Linked DNA regions of Mus musculus: region 2 is linked to region 1. A link is a contact called in ENCODE POLR2A ChIA-PET data. All regions are on one chromosome and are shown on one strand. Each heading gives the region's core, a stretch centred on a gene start or an enhancer-like site at or near the end of the contact. The rest is flanking DNA. Distances are from core to core; before and after follow the strand shown.

Region 1 (6,076 bases), core at 2,718-5,217:
AAGTGTTTTGATCATAGCTAGGCCCCACAGGCTCTGCTTGTTTCTGACCTCGTTCGTTTTCACTGACTGCTGGCTCCTCTTGAGTTCATGTTGTATCTGAGCTCTGCCGGACAGCTCCTTAGGCAGTTCCAAGTACTGGTACTAAAGGCACGTACCACCACTGCCTAGCTTGTTTGTTTTGTTTTTTGTTTTGTTTTGTTTTGTTTTTAAACAAAACAAAAGTTATTACATTTTTTAAAAATTTACTTTGTATATATGAATATGCTTGTGGGTATACTCATGTTGGCTTATATAGGAGACAGGGCAGAACTTTCAGGAAGCAGGTCTCTCCTTCCATGTTTATTCCTGGAATTGGACTTGGGTTTGTGTGCTTGGAGACATGCCCGTACATTCTGAGACATCTTTCTGGCCCTTTATTATCTTTTTATTTTATTTATTTATTTTGGGGGAGTTTTTCGAGACAGGGTTTCTCTGTGTAGCCCTGGCTGTCCTGGAACTCACTCTGTAGACCAGGCTGGCCTCGAACTTAGAGATCCACCTGCCTCTGCCTCCCAAGTGCTGGGATTAAAGGCGTGCGCCACCACTTCCCAGCCCTTTATATTAATCTTAAGGATTATATTATTTCATATTTAGCCCGGGGAGGGACATTTGTTTTGAGAAGTACTTCTTTTTAAAAAAAGATTTATTTATTTTATGTATATCATTACACTGTAGCTGTACATATGGTTGTGAGCCTTAATGTGGTTGCTGGGAATTGAATTTAGGACCTCTGCTCTCTCCAGTCAATCCTGCTCACTTGGTCCCTGCTTGCTCTGGCCCAAAGAATTATTATTATTATTTTTTTAAAGATTTATTTATTTATTATATGTAAGTACACTGTAGTTGTCTTCAGATACACCAGAAGAGGGCATCAGATCTCATTACGGGTGGTTGTGAGCCACCATATGGTTGCTGGGATTTGAACTTTGGACCTTCGGAAGAGCAGTCGGGTGCTCTTACCCACTGAGCCATCTCACCAGCCCCCAAAGAATTATTTATCATTATAAATAAGTATACTGTAGCTGTCTTCAGATGCACCAGAAGAGGAAGTCAGATCTCATTATGGGTGGTTGTGAGCCCCCATGTTGTGCTGGGATTTTAACTCAGGACCTCTGGAAGAGCAGTCAGTGCTCTTACCCTCTGAGCCATCTCATCAGCCCAAGTACTATTTTATGTCTCCATTGTGGATAGTATTGGTGTTTGGTATAATACAGGTTTTTGAATTATCCATTCTATGAACATTGTATGCTAGGTGTGTAACACCCATGATAGGCACAGGCATGTTTAATGGAGGGAAGAGAGAGTAGTAGAGGTAGTGAATTCTGCTTCTCAGTTGTGTTTATCCTGATATTGATGACTCTACCAGGTGGATCTATAGTAAGGTCTATGCCTGTGAGTACATATATGTTTTCTGGTGGGGTGCCTGGTTCCCTAGAGGACAATCAGAATTAGTCAGTTGGAAGAAGGGTTTGCATTTCTTCCAAGACATGGTGATGGTAGTCTCCTCCTCCTCCTCCTTCAGGAAGCAGCTGGGAGCTACAGGATTGCTTTGTGTAGGCAAGATGTGGTCAAATTAATTCCCTCTAACTCCGTGTAGAGGGAGGTCCTACCAGAGGAATTGAAGCTGGGACTCTTGGACAGTAAGAACTTTCTATTCTCAGCTTGTGGAACTGTAGGCAGTGGTAGCCTGTGGATTACAGAAAGACTCTTCTCTCACACTAAGATACTAAATGGAAACATTTAGTCATGAGTGAACTGGGGCCTGAGGGTGTAGCTCAGTAATGAGGTTGTGGGTTTGGTCCCCAGCACATTGCCCGTCCATCCTTAAAGTGGACAGTTAGGTTGTAAATGTGTGTATATTGAGATAACTCAGTATGTCTGGTTTGGTTGAGCAGACTCCTGCTGTGTCATTGGGAGAGGTCCTTTACTTCAGTGCTGTGTGTGCAGATTATTTTTTCTTTCTGAGGGTGGTGATGGGAATTAAACACAGAGTCTTACACTTGCAAACTCTCTACTACTGACCTATTTCACACAGCCTATATAGACTACTTTATATTTGCTCGTTTAGAAAAACTTAGATGGGCAAGGGAGATGGCTCGATTGGTAAAGTGCCCGCTGCAGCAAGCCTGAGAACTAAGTTTAGATCTTCAGACCCATGTAAAAGCTGGGTGTGGTAGCACACACATGTAACCCCAGTGCTGGGCTGTGTGTGTGTGTGGAAACAGGCAGATCCCTGAAGTTCACAGACCAGAGACTATGTTTCAAAATGTAAAAGGTGGAGTGACAATTTTGGAATTTGGTTTCTTAAAAAAAAACACAGAAATATATGAATGTTTCGGTTTTTTTTTTCACCCGAAAGATTTATTTATTATATGTAAATACACTGTAACTGTTTTCAGACACTTCAGAAGAAGGCATCAGATCTCATTATGGGTGGTTCTGAGCCACCATGTGGTTGCTGGGATTTGAACTCAGGACCTTTGGAAGAGCAGTCAGTGCTCTTACCCGCTAAGCCTCCTCGCCAGCCCGAATGTTTTTGTTTTAATCCAAGTTATGAGATATGGACTGCTTCAGATTGTCCGCAGCAGGTGACTATGATTTGCCTAGTGATTTTTGCCAGCTGGAGATAGTACTGTGACTGTGACATTTGGAATTCTGGGGACTTTTCAGAGGGCATATAAATGCTAGAGCCTTGAGAGGCAGAGTCAGTTGGTGGGTTGTTGGTTGCTGTCGGTTGTAGTTTAAGTAGTGGTGCAAAAAGAAGAAACAACAAGAAGAAATTAGATATCCTGACTGTAAAGATCAAACTTGCCCCAAGGAACTCAACGCCCCTAATCAGCAGGAAGTCTAACAATAGCCCCCCTTCCTGACCCCGACTTTATTCAGGGATCTCTTTCTTTTCTCCATATCCTTTTTTCTCTCTTATCTAGGTTTAAGGGGTTGAAAGGTGGGAGAAAAAGGGTGGAGGGAAGAAGAACCCACAGGTAGGGAAATCTCGCTACAACATACATCCCTTCTTCCAATCCACCACACACATAGAAACAAGACAATGTGAAACAACAAAGCAAAGCAAAGCAAAGCAAACCACCTACGAGTCAGTACATTTTAGAGAAAGTCATTTTTGTTTTGTTTTGAGGGTTGTTTGGGTGAGAAATCAAAGCTTGTTGGGTTTGTGAGTGTGGGGTTTGCCCCTAACATGTGGTAAGGGCCTTTTGTGCTTTTGTTTGCAGGTCACCTGGAGATGGGTGTATGGATTATGCTCAATACGGAGGGAGGACTAGAAAGTGGGGCTTAGTCACTTCTTTCTGGGGAGCCATGGATATCCAGGTACCCGTGGGGAGTCACAGGAAAGTACAAGAACCTCACCAGGGCTGGGTGTGCTGGCACACATCTGTCAGGAACCGGAGGCTGGAAGCTTGTGAGTTCTCAACCAGCTTAGGCCCTTTAGTAAAATGCACTTTGCCGGGCGGTGGTGGCGCACGCCTTTAATCTCGGCACTTGTGAGGCAGAGGCAGGCAGGCGGATTTCTGAGTTCGAGGCCAGCCTGGTCTACAGAGTGAGTTCCAGGACAGCCAGGACTACACAGAGAAACACTGCCTCGGAAAAAAAAAAAAAAAAAAAACCAAAACCAAAACAAACAAATAAACAAACAAAAATTTTGCTCTTCAATTTAAAAACAAATAGTCAGGTGTGATGGCTCTTGCGTTCATCTCAGGAGAGAAAGATCTCTTGAAGCCAGCTTGGGCTATGTAAGTGAAACTCTGTTTTAGACAAACAGAAATACCTTCAGCATGGATAAGAACTGTGATCTGAGGGGTGCACTGAGCGCTCCGGCTGGTTGGAGGAGTTAGGTGCCCTCCCTCCTCATGTTCTGGCAACTCGCCTGGAATTGCTGGGTGGGGTCAGTGTCAAGCTGCCGCTTCAGCATTTATAAGTGGTAGCAGCAATACTCTTTCATCCTGAAAGAGGCCACTAGAATGAAAAGGATCACCCTTGATCCTGGGCCAAGGAGGCCCTAGAGGTTGGCCCCTGTGGGCTAGCTTTTCCAGTGTTGCAGGGAAACTTGTCAGGGCACGTGCCCTCATCTTCTTGGAGGTCTGTCTTCTCTAGACAGGCTGTGGGTGTCAAGTTGCCTTGCTCCCTTTGTTGTGGAGCTTCTGGGGAAGCAGCACCAGGTCTGTTTCCACAGGAAGCTTGGGAAGCTTTCCTTGTTTCCATTATAGCATTGTGTGAACAGAATTTTCCTTGACCCTCGCCCCCCAGGCCCTTTGCTCTTGGGGCTGTAGATAACCAAGTGGCCTCGTGTTCTAGGCTGTCTGTTCTTGGTGCTTTATGGGGGGTGTCTCATTCATTGTAACCCAATAATGCATCGTGCACATACTCTGTGATGGGCACTGAGTGTAGCCCTGAGGTAACTAGTCTCCCCTTCTGTGAAACTTGCCCAGTAGGGGAGAAACATGTAGTTGAGAACCCCACATTGGGCATCCGTGCTTTGAAGGGACTGATCAGGGCGGGATGAGTCAGGCCAGGGTTGTGAGATGACACGTGGTAAGGGGAGGTCAGATGGGGAAGAAAGCTGTAGGTAGAATAAAGATCCTGATAGAAGAGGTACAGAATTGCTGAGGTGTAAGAGGATGACTGGAGGCCAGTGGGACTGGGTTGTACGGTTGGCAGGGTCCAGTAGGGCGTGTGGATTGTCTTGGGTGTTTTGAGGAAGCCACAGTACAGGTTGGAAGGACAGCAACAGCTACAAGGGGACCAGTTAGAACCTGTCTCAGTGGCCCGGAACTTCATGAAGTGACCTGGACAGAATTCCTGGGGGAGAGATGGAAGCGGCTAGCTCTTTGGGAGGTGACTGAGCAAGCCCTAGTGCTTAGAGCAGTGGACAGTTGGACTGTAAGCTGTTTGTTTATCTCCAGAGAGTTGCTGACCATTGCTTGTAAAAATGAAGTTTGGGGTTGCAACTTACTTGGCAGAGTGTTTACCTGGCGTGTAAAGTTTCAATCCCTGGCACTGCAGAAGCCCACACATGGAGGATAGTTATGCAGCCTCTAATCCTTGCTCGCTGGGAGGGAGCAAATCAGTCAGAAAGTTCGGGTTTTCTTGGCTCTTTGGTGAGTTTTGAGGCAGTCTGAGCTATATGAGAGCTATGTGAGACACTGACTCAAATTTTTATTTTAACTTTTTTGTTTGTTTGTTTGGGTTTTTTGTTTTGTTTTTCGAGATGGTTTCTCTGTATAGCTCTGGCTGTCCTGGAACTCACTTTGTAGACCAGGCTGGCCTCAAACTCAGAAATCAGCCTGCCTCTGCCTCCCGAGTGCTGGGATTAAAGGTGTGCACCACCACTGCCCGGCTGTTTTGTTGTTGTTGTTGTTGTTTTGTTTTTTGTTAACTTTTTTATTTGTGTTTTTGAAGACAGGGTTTCTCAGTATAGTTCTGGTTATCCTGGAACTCAAGTTATAGATCAGGCTGGCCTTGAACTCATAGATCTGCCTGCCTCTTTCCCTTGAGTGCTGTCTTGCAAAATTGAAAAAAAAAATGTTTTTATTAATGAAACAGTGGCTGTTTTGATACTAAATCTTGGCGACATTGGAGCCTGTATCAAGTAGCTCTTGTGAAAACCAGTCAGAGAGGTGTTAACTTTGGAAGCCCACGTTAGATCTGTCTTGCTGCTTGCTGTTGAGAATTAGTTGGAGCTTGGCCCCTAATACTGCCTCTTCTGAACCTTGAAGGAGTGTTGCAGGCATGGACAGACACATTTTCTTTTTTCTTTTTTTTTTTTAAAGATTTATTTATTATTATATCTAAGTACACTGTAGCTGTCTTCAGACACACCAGAAGAGGGCGTCAGATCTCATTCTGGATGGTTGTGAGCCACCATGTGGTTGCTGGGACCTGAACTCAGGACCTTCAGAAGAGCAGTCAGTACTCTTAACTGCTGAGCCATCTCTCCAACCCCCAGACACATTTTCTTATGGCCCTGATCCACTTGAGTGTTGGAAACCAGACAGAACTAGTATGAGACTGACAGATCTTT
Region 2 (6,727 bases), core at 557-3,056, 61 kb before region 1:
AGTCTCTCCAGAGCCTATTGGCTAAGCCTTACTTCCATGTGCTTAACAGCTATAATAGAGATTAAGAAGCTGAGTCAGTCCATAGAAGGTAGGCCCTGGTGAGAGCTGAGCAATTTGCTTGTGGCCTTTGACTAGGGAGAATGACTGGACAGAGAACTGTACTGGAGGGGGAAAAAAAAAATCAAGTGAAAGCCAGAGCAACAGTACTGAGGAAATATTCAGGGAGCAGGGGGCGCTAAAGATAGTGGCTTTCAGCTTTCTGGCCCTAAGTCAGTCATCCTAAGAGACTGGGCACTCTGCTTGCCCAGGTCTCTGGGACCTCTTAGGCCTTTTAAGAACTGTGACACAGAAGCCAGCAACAGACCAGAGAATTCAACCTGACAAGAGATGCTTTCTGCCAAGTCCTGGGAGCTTTTCTCCACTAGTTCCTAATCATCACTCAAAACAGAAGTGCATTCTCAAAGCCTGCCTACTAGTAACTAGTCAAATACACTACATCTCCAGGAATTCAAGGTGATGGATGACCTGAGGTGCCATTGCTAAGGTACTTTCTCTAGACCCATCCAGCTTCTTGACTGTTCACAGGCAGCCCTAGCACACGTGAAGAGAAAGCAGACATCGTGACTTCTAGTTCTAGATCTACAAAACAACTTCAAAAGGCAAAAACAGTCTAAGCCAGTGCCATAGGCACAAGGCCCCTTCCACCTTCTCTGGGCTCAAAAACCTCAAGCATGGAGTCCATTTCTTCATGAATTAAATCCGACCTCATCACTTCAGTAAGGAGTCATCTTCCTGCTAACTCTAGGAGGTTCTAACGTACTTTAGAATTGGGCCCTGACTGAGAAATCTAACAAAAACACTGGAGGCTCACACAACCCACCCCAGAGCTGGAGTCTAGTCATGGATAAGATTGGAGCTGCCTCTCCAAAGATACTAGGTCCTTATTTTCCAGGACTAGCTAGAGGTAAAGTCCCACGAGGCATCCCCTCCCACCCCAGAATCCCTGCCCTTGTCCTCCATGCTGGACACTGCAGCACCGGTTCTACCGAGGTAGAGGTTAAGTTTCGTGCACTCCCAGCAGGCAATCAAGCAGAGAAGCGTTCACCTACATCCTAGCCGGGCTATGGTTTGGAACCGGGCAATGGTCCCAAGCCCCAGCAGCGGCAGGAGGGCCACCCTTACCCATGCTGGCTCTGGAGCGAGCTGGGTGGCGTTGCCCATCCCCGGATCTTCGCCGGCGGGTGGTGGGACGTGGGTCTGGGATCGGCCCGCCAACCTGCCTGCAGAGGTTGCAGGATTCGAGCAAGCCAGGCAAGGCCACACAGGGCCGGGCCCTGAGAGCTATCCTGATCGTCCGGACAAAAGAAAAAGATCTGGCCATCAGCCAAGACACAGGGTGGCCCGGACAGCCGTCCATCAGGCTCTCAGCATTCCCCGGGCCGCGGCCGCAGACAATCCGCGGTAGGCGGAGCCGCGCGCGACACATGGTGCGGGCCCCGTGCCTCTTCGGGCCGCCGTGGGGGTGTGAAGAGGGGAGGGGCCTCCCAGGGCCTCGAAGCAGAAGCTCCCGGCGGCCTAGAGCGCGGCTCCTGCGGCCCAGCCCCCGCCCCGGAGCGCTGGCCCCAACACTCACCCGTGGGGCTGGCACGATGGCGGCAGCGGCGGCGGCAACCCAGCGCGGTCTGCGACCGACTGTCCCTTCCCCCTTGCCTTCCCTCGCCCGTCCCGCTGCACTCAGGGAAACGTAGTCCCAGTATGCTCCTTATACGCCTTAGTGAGCTTAGCTAGAACTACATTTCCCAGAATGCCATTCGCAGAGGCGCAGCCACGGCTCGCAGCGCGGGAGGAGAGGCTAAGTTAGGGAGGGAGGCGGTCCGGGTGAGCCCCTGAGAATTGTGGTCTAGCGGAAGCCTCTGGAACACGGAGTTGGCGCCAGGCAAGGATCAGGTCTCGGTTGTAGCTGGGTCCCAGCTGGCTTGGCCCCGCCTAAGTGTATGTGGCCTATGGAGCCTGACCCCGCCTCCATGGGAGCCTGGTTTAGCTTGGAGCTGGCTGGCTTGTCCCAGCAGCCCCTCCCTAGGCCCCTAGTCCAAAGCCTACTCCCTTTAGGCGCCCTGGCTACCAGCTCTGCTCCTCTAGCATCAACCCACGGGGGCGAAACCCACTCCTCTCTTGTTCAATGAGTTAGCTGTGTCTCAGAGGAAGCCACTTATCCCAAAGTTGGTTGGAAGGTAACTAGGTTTTTATTGAAACTCTAAACACTCATCTAAGGTGGGCCCATAGTTGGAGAGGTTAACCTCACGTGTACAGAGAGGTATTTTTAAAAACAGAATCGTGAGGGTTTTCTTTTTTTGATTTCCAGGTTTACTTGTTTTGTTGGAGCAGACAGGGCAACTATTTTTGTTTGTTTATTTGTGTTGAGGAGGGATGAGCCACGACATGGGTGTGGAGGAGAGAAGCAGCTTTCTGGAGTCAGTTCTTCCACCATGGGGGCCTTGAAATCAGATTCTCTCAGGTTTAGCGACCCACGGAGCCAGCTCACCTTCCAACTTTAATTTTTATTGAAAGATAACTGGCGAAACGTAATTTTCCTAAATGGCCAGACTGTAAATAATCTTCCCACCCCTTCCCCTTTACTTTCAATATCCTTTTCAGTTTCCTGGGTGACACAAATATTTGAAGTAACGCCTCTCCGTCCCGCCTGTGCTGGGCAAATGGCTCTGCTACCAACCCACAGAACCACAGAAAAGGAAAATGGCTGCAAACACCCCTATCTTCCTAGTCAGAAGACTCTTTAATACTTCTGTTTTGCCCTCTTAGCCTCACCCCACCTCCTGGAGATGACTGATAAAACCAGGCTAAGCTTCTTGATTAAAGCCCCTGTCTAAACTGGGCAGTGGTGGCACGTGCCTTTAATCTCTGCACTTGGGAGGCAGAGACAGCAGATTTCTGAGTTCAAGGCCAGCCTGGTCTAAAGAGTGAGCTCCAGGACTTCCAGGAGACAGAGAAACCCTGTCTCGAAAAACAAAACAAACCAAAAAAAAAAAAAAAAGAGAAAAAAAATCCTCTGTCTATCCAGACCACTTTGCTTGGTCACTAAGAACTCCATGTTACCCTGTTGGCGACACATCAGGAGCCTGACCCCACCAAGAAAACAAAACACAAGCAAATCATGAGACAGGATGAAGGATCCAAGGAATGTTGCTAATGGGTTCAAAAGAACCAAGGTGACAGCATCTGTTCTTTGGAAGACCAGGAACTCAAGGACAGGCTGGAGAGAGAAGCCCCCATTCTAAGGGAAGGGTATTGGTTGGTAGCCTGAAAATACACTGCTGTGTTTTCACCACCTGATCACAAGCCAGAGCTAACCCTAAGAGGCCGATGTAGCTTCTTCCTAAACTGGGCACCTATACAGCACATACAGCAGCTTTCTTTTTGTTTGTTTATTTGGTTGGTTGGTTTGGTTTTTTTCTAGACAGGGTTTCTCTGTGTAGCCCTGGCTATCCTGGAGCTCACTCTGTAGACCAGGTTGGCCTCAGAAATCCGTCTGCCTCTGCCTCCTGAGTGCTGGGATTAAAGGCGTGCTCGACCATGCTTGGCTAATACTGCAGCTTTCTCAAGACCCATTTCCCAACTCAGAGCCAAAGGACAAAAAGGGAAGTAGACCCTGGTGTCTTGGGTTCACTCCAGCTTACAGTCATAGTCAAGTTTAACAGAGCCAGAGCCTAAGGAGGTAGAGTACACGCATGTCCCAACAGTCACAGAAACAGGTAATGTTAAAAGGCATCTACAGAGCTACAAAGATGAATCAATAGTTAAAGAGTACATCCTGCTGGGCGTGGGTGGCACATACCTTTAATCCCAGCACTTGGGAGGCAGAGGCAGTTGGATTTCTGAGTTTGAGGCCAGCCTGGTCTACAAAGTGAATTCCAGAACAGCCAGGGCTATACAGAGAAACCCTGTCTCGAAAAAACAAAAAAAGTCACTCAGGTCTCCCCATTAGCTTTGAGCTGAATTACTTACAACTACAGATAAAAATGCCATCTTACCTGTCCAATGTCCAATCTAAAAACTGAGGCAGCCAAACCAGTGTAGGGATTACAAACCAATTCCTTAATGCCCTCTGCTCACCTACCTCTTTCACAATGAAGGTATACGGGAATGAATGTATCTGTAACAAGTCGCTGGTGCCTGAAAGAGCCGAGGCTGCTTCTAGCTCTGGACTTCACTGGTTTGTTAATTACATCCACATGTGTTCCAGACACTACACGTCCCAAGAGGTGAGATAGTAAACAAACTTCAACTGTAGATGAGAATTCAAGAACGAAATTAAGCCCAGCATGGTGGTGCACACTTTTAATCTCAGTCAGAGACAGGTACATCTCTGAGTTTGAGGCCAGCCTGGCCTACCAAGTGAGTTCCAGACTACCCAGGGCTACAGAGAGAGACCCTGTTTCAACCCTTCCCCACCACTCCTAAAGGAAAAAAAACTATCAAGAATCTAGATGAACTCTGGGCATGGTGGCACACGCCTTTAATCCCAGCACTCGGGAGGCAGAGGCAGGCTGATTTCTGAGTTCGAGGCCAGCCTGGTCTACAGAGTGAGTTCCAGGACAGCCAGGGCTATACAGAGAAAAACCGTCTCGTAAAAAAACCAAAGGAAAAAAAAAAGAATCTAGAGGAACAAATCAATTCCCATTTCCTTTTCACCTTTTGGCTTAAAAAGTCAAGGGAAGGGATGGGAAGATAGTTGAGTTGGGAAAGTGCTTCCCTTGCAAGCATACCCATAGAACCCATGTAATACAAAAAAAACAAAACATAGGCATGGTGATGCAAACTTGTAATCCTAGCACTGAGAGGCACACACACAGATTCCCTGAGACTCACTAGCTGACCATGTGGCCTATCTCTGGGTGAGACCCAAGCAAGTGAGAAGACACCCCGCCCCACCCGCCCCACCCCACCTGCCCTTTCCAGAACTGAGGGCTGAACCCAGGGCTTTTTGTGCTTGCTAGGCAAGTGCTCTACCAATCAGCTAAGTCGCCAACCCCAAGTAGACCCTGTCTCCAGAAAAAGAAAGGGCTGTATAGAACCTCTGGCAGGCACCCCCTTCCTACACACATTGATGTATGTACACATACACAACAATCCAGAGAAACAATGATGGACAAACCAAGGCCTTTCGTGCAGCTTCCAAACTCTTCGGAGTGACCTGAACAAGGGACTTTATGAAGATCTATGTGCTTTATGGAGAAACCGGGTCCAGTTGTTTAAAGCATCTCTACTTTCTGGGCTAGCCTGTTCTTTCAAATAGGCCAATACCTATCTATATCCCCACATTTCAAGGACACTTAGCTTTAATTAAAAAAAAAAAGTCGAAACCCAAATAAAAACCTTACTTTTTTGTTTAATTTGTTTTGCCAAACAGTGAAAACTTCAGTCTAATTGTACAGAAAATAGAATTTGTAACCAGTAGCAAACATAACGAGATAAACCTAAGTCCCTGGTGAGCTGGATCTCCATCAGCAAGTCACCCAGAGCCCTCTCATAAATGACCTTCTGGGTAGAGAGGTCCTAAGAGACAGAGGCACAGATCAGCTAGTCCCCATCAGAATCACAGACTGCACCTGAACCGGGTAGCATGGAAAGGAGAAACGATGTTACTGAGATCTCTTATCACTACACACAGCAAAGCTGTCTCTGATTGCTGGCCAACCTGAAGAAGTGGTTTCCTCAAACCCACAGTCCCTTAAGAGTTCCATCTGCACCCCCTCCAGGGTAAGTTCCAAGTTCAGTGGTTCTGAAGCCTGTGTATAACCAGAATCTGCAACATAAACTGGGGAGTGAGAGACAAAGTCATAACTGCTGGTGTCACCAGATTCTGAAGTCCCCAACTCTTACTTCACGAGGAGACGAAAGAAGGTGCCAACTGACCAACTGGAGTCCCGCTGTCCTAAACCTCGGCACTGTCAACAGGAATACTGGGGAGTACAACATTTGCCTGAGGATTCCTTGGGCTGGAAGGAGTCACGAATTCTGCAGGTTTCTGGGGGGAACCATTCACATGCCGTGCTTCTTACGGATGACAGCCATGGCAAGCAGACGATCCTTCTCTCGAAGTTCTTCACGGAGCTTGGCCTCGGTGAGACGCAGATGGCGGATGCTACCCTTCATCTCCTTCATCTTCACTTCCATCAGGGCCAAGATGTCCCGCTGCTCGTTCAGCTTGCGCAGGAGCTCCTCCTCCGTGGTACCCGAGGACAAGGAGTACGAGTGGTCAGAGCCAGTGTCAGGGAAGCCCTCTTCCCCTACCACCACCAGCTGAGGGCCCAGAGTGCACTCAGCGGCCTCCAGCCCAGCCGTAGCAGCCTCTAGCTCTGAGGCGGCGGCAGCGGCGGCTGCCCCTTCAGCAGCTGCAAACTCGACTTGCACTGTGAGGTCGATGGGCTTCACATCATCTCCCGAGGGAGTCGTGGACACGGGAACCACGGATCCCGGAGCCTGGTTGCTGTCTACGGCGGCCTGAAGCGTAAGAAGCACAGCTGCAGAGGCAGACACCAGGTTCGGCTGCAACTGGGTGGTCTGGGCAGTGGAGGAGGACGGAGACGGCTGCTGCTGTTGCAGCTGCTGCTGTTGCTGCTGCTGCTGTTGTTGTTGCTGCTGCTGCTGCCTACGGCGGGCTGCCGCAGCTCCCGCAGGTCTCCGAGCTACTTTGCGCTCATTGACG

What was found. ChIA-PET counts read pairs that join two places held with the same protein, here RNA polymerase II (POLR2A).
Region 2: POLR2A ChIA-PET joins it to region 1 with 12 read pairs in embryonic stem cell. The contact joins the promoter of Nutf2 here to the enhancer-like site in region 1. POLR2A ChIA-PET finds 5 or more read pairs at or near these places in 2 of 5 experiments (Patski and embryonic stem cell).

What each region holds. Positions count from the first base shown.
Region 1 is chr8:105,797,507-105,803,582 of GRCm38, reverse strand. The region is part of intron 3 of Ranbp10 (RAN binding protein 10); the gene reads left to right. Among named protein-coding and RNA genes, the nearest start is that of Ranbp10, 27 kb to the left of the region's middle. Within about 2 kb of position 3,967, at least 1 of the 3 ENCODE cell types and tissues checked has a DNase peak (open chromatin) inside an H3K27ac peak, as active enhancers do.
Region 2 is chr8:105,855,612-105,862,338 of GRCm38, reverse strand. Nutf2 (nuclear transport factor 2) reads right to left here and starts at 1,806. Exons shown (of 5, transcript NM_026532.4): 1 at 1,634-1,806. Thap11 (THAP domain containing 11) reads right to left here. Exons shown (of 1, transcript NM_021513.2): 1 at 5,389-6,727. The coding sequence ends at 6,061.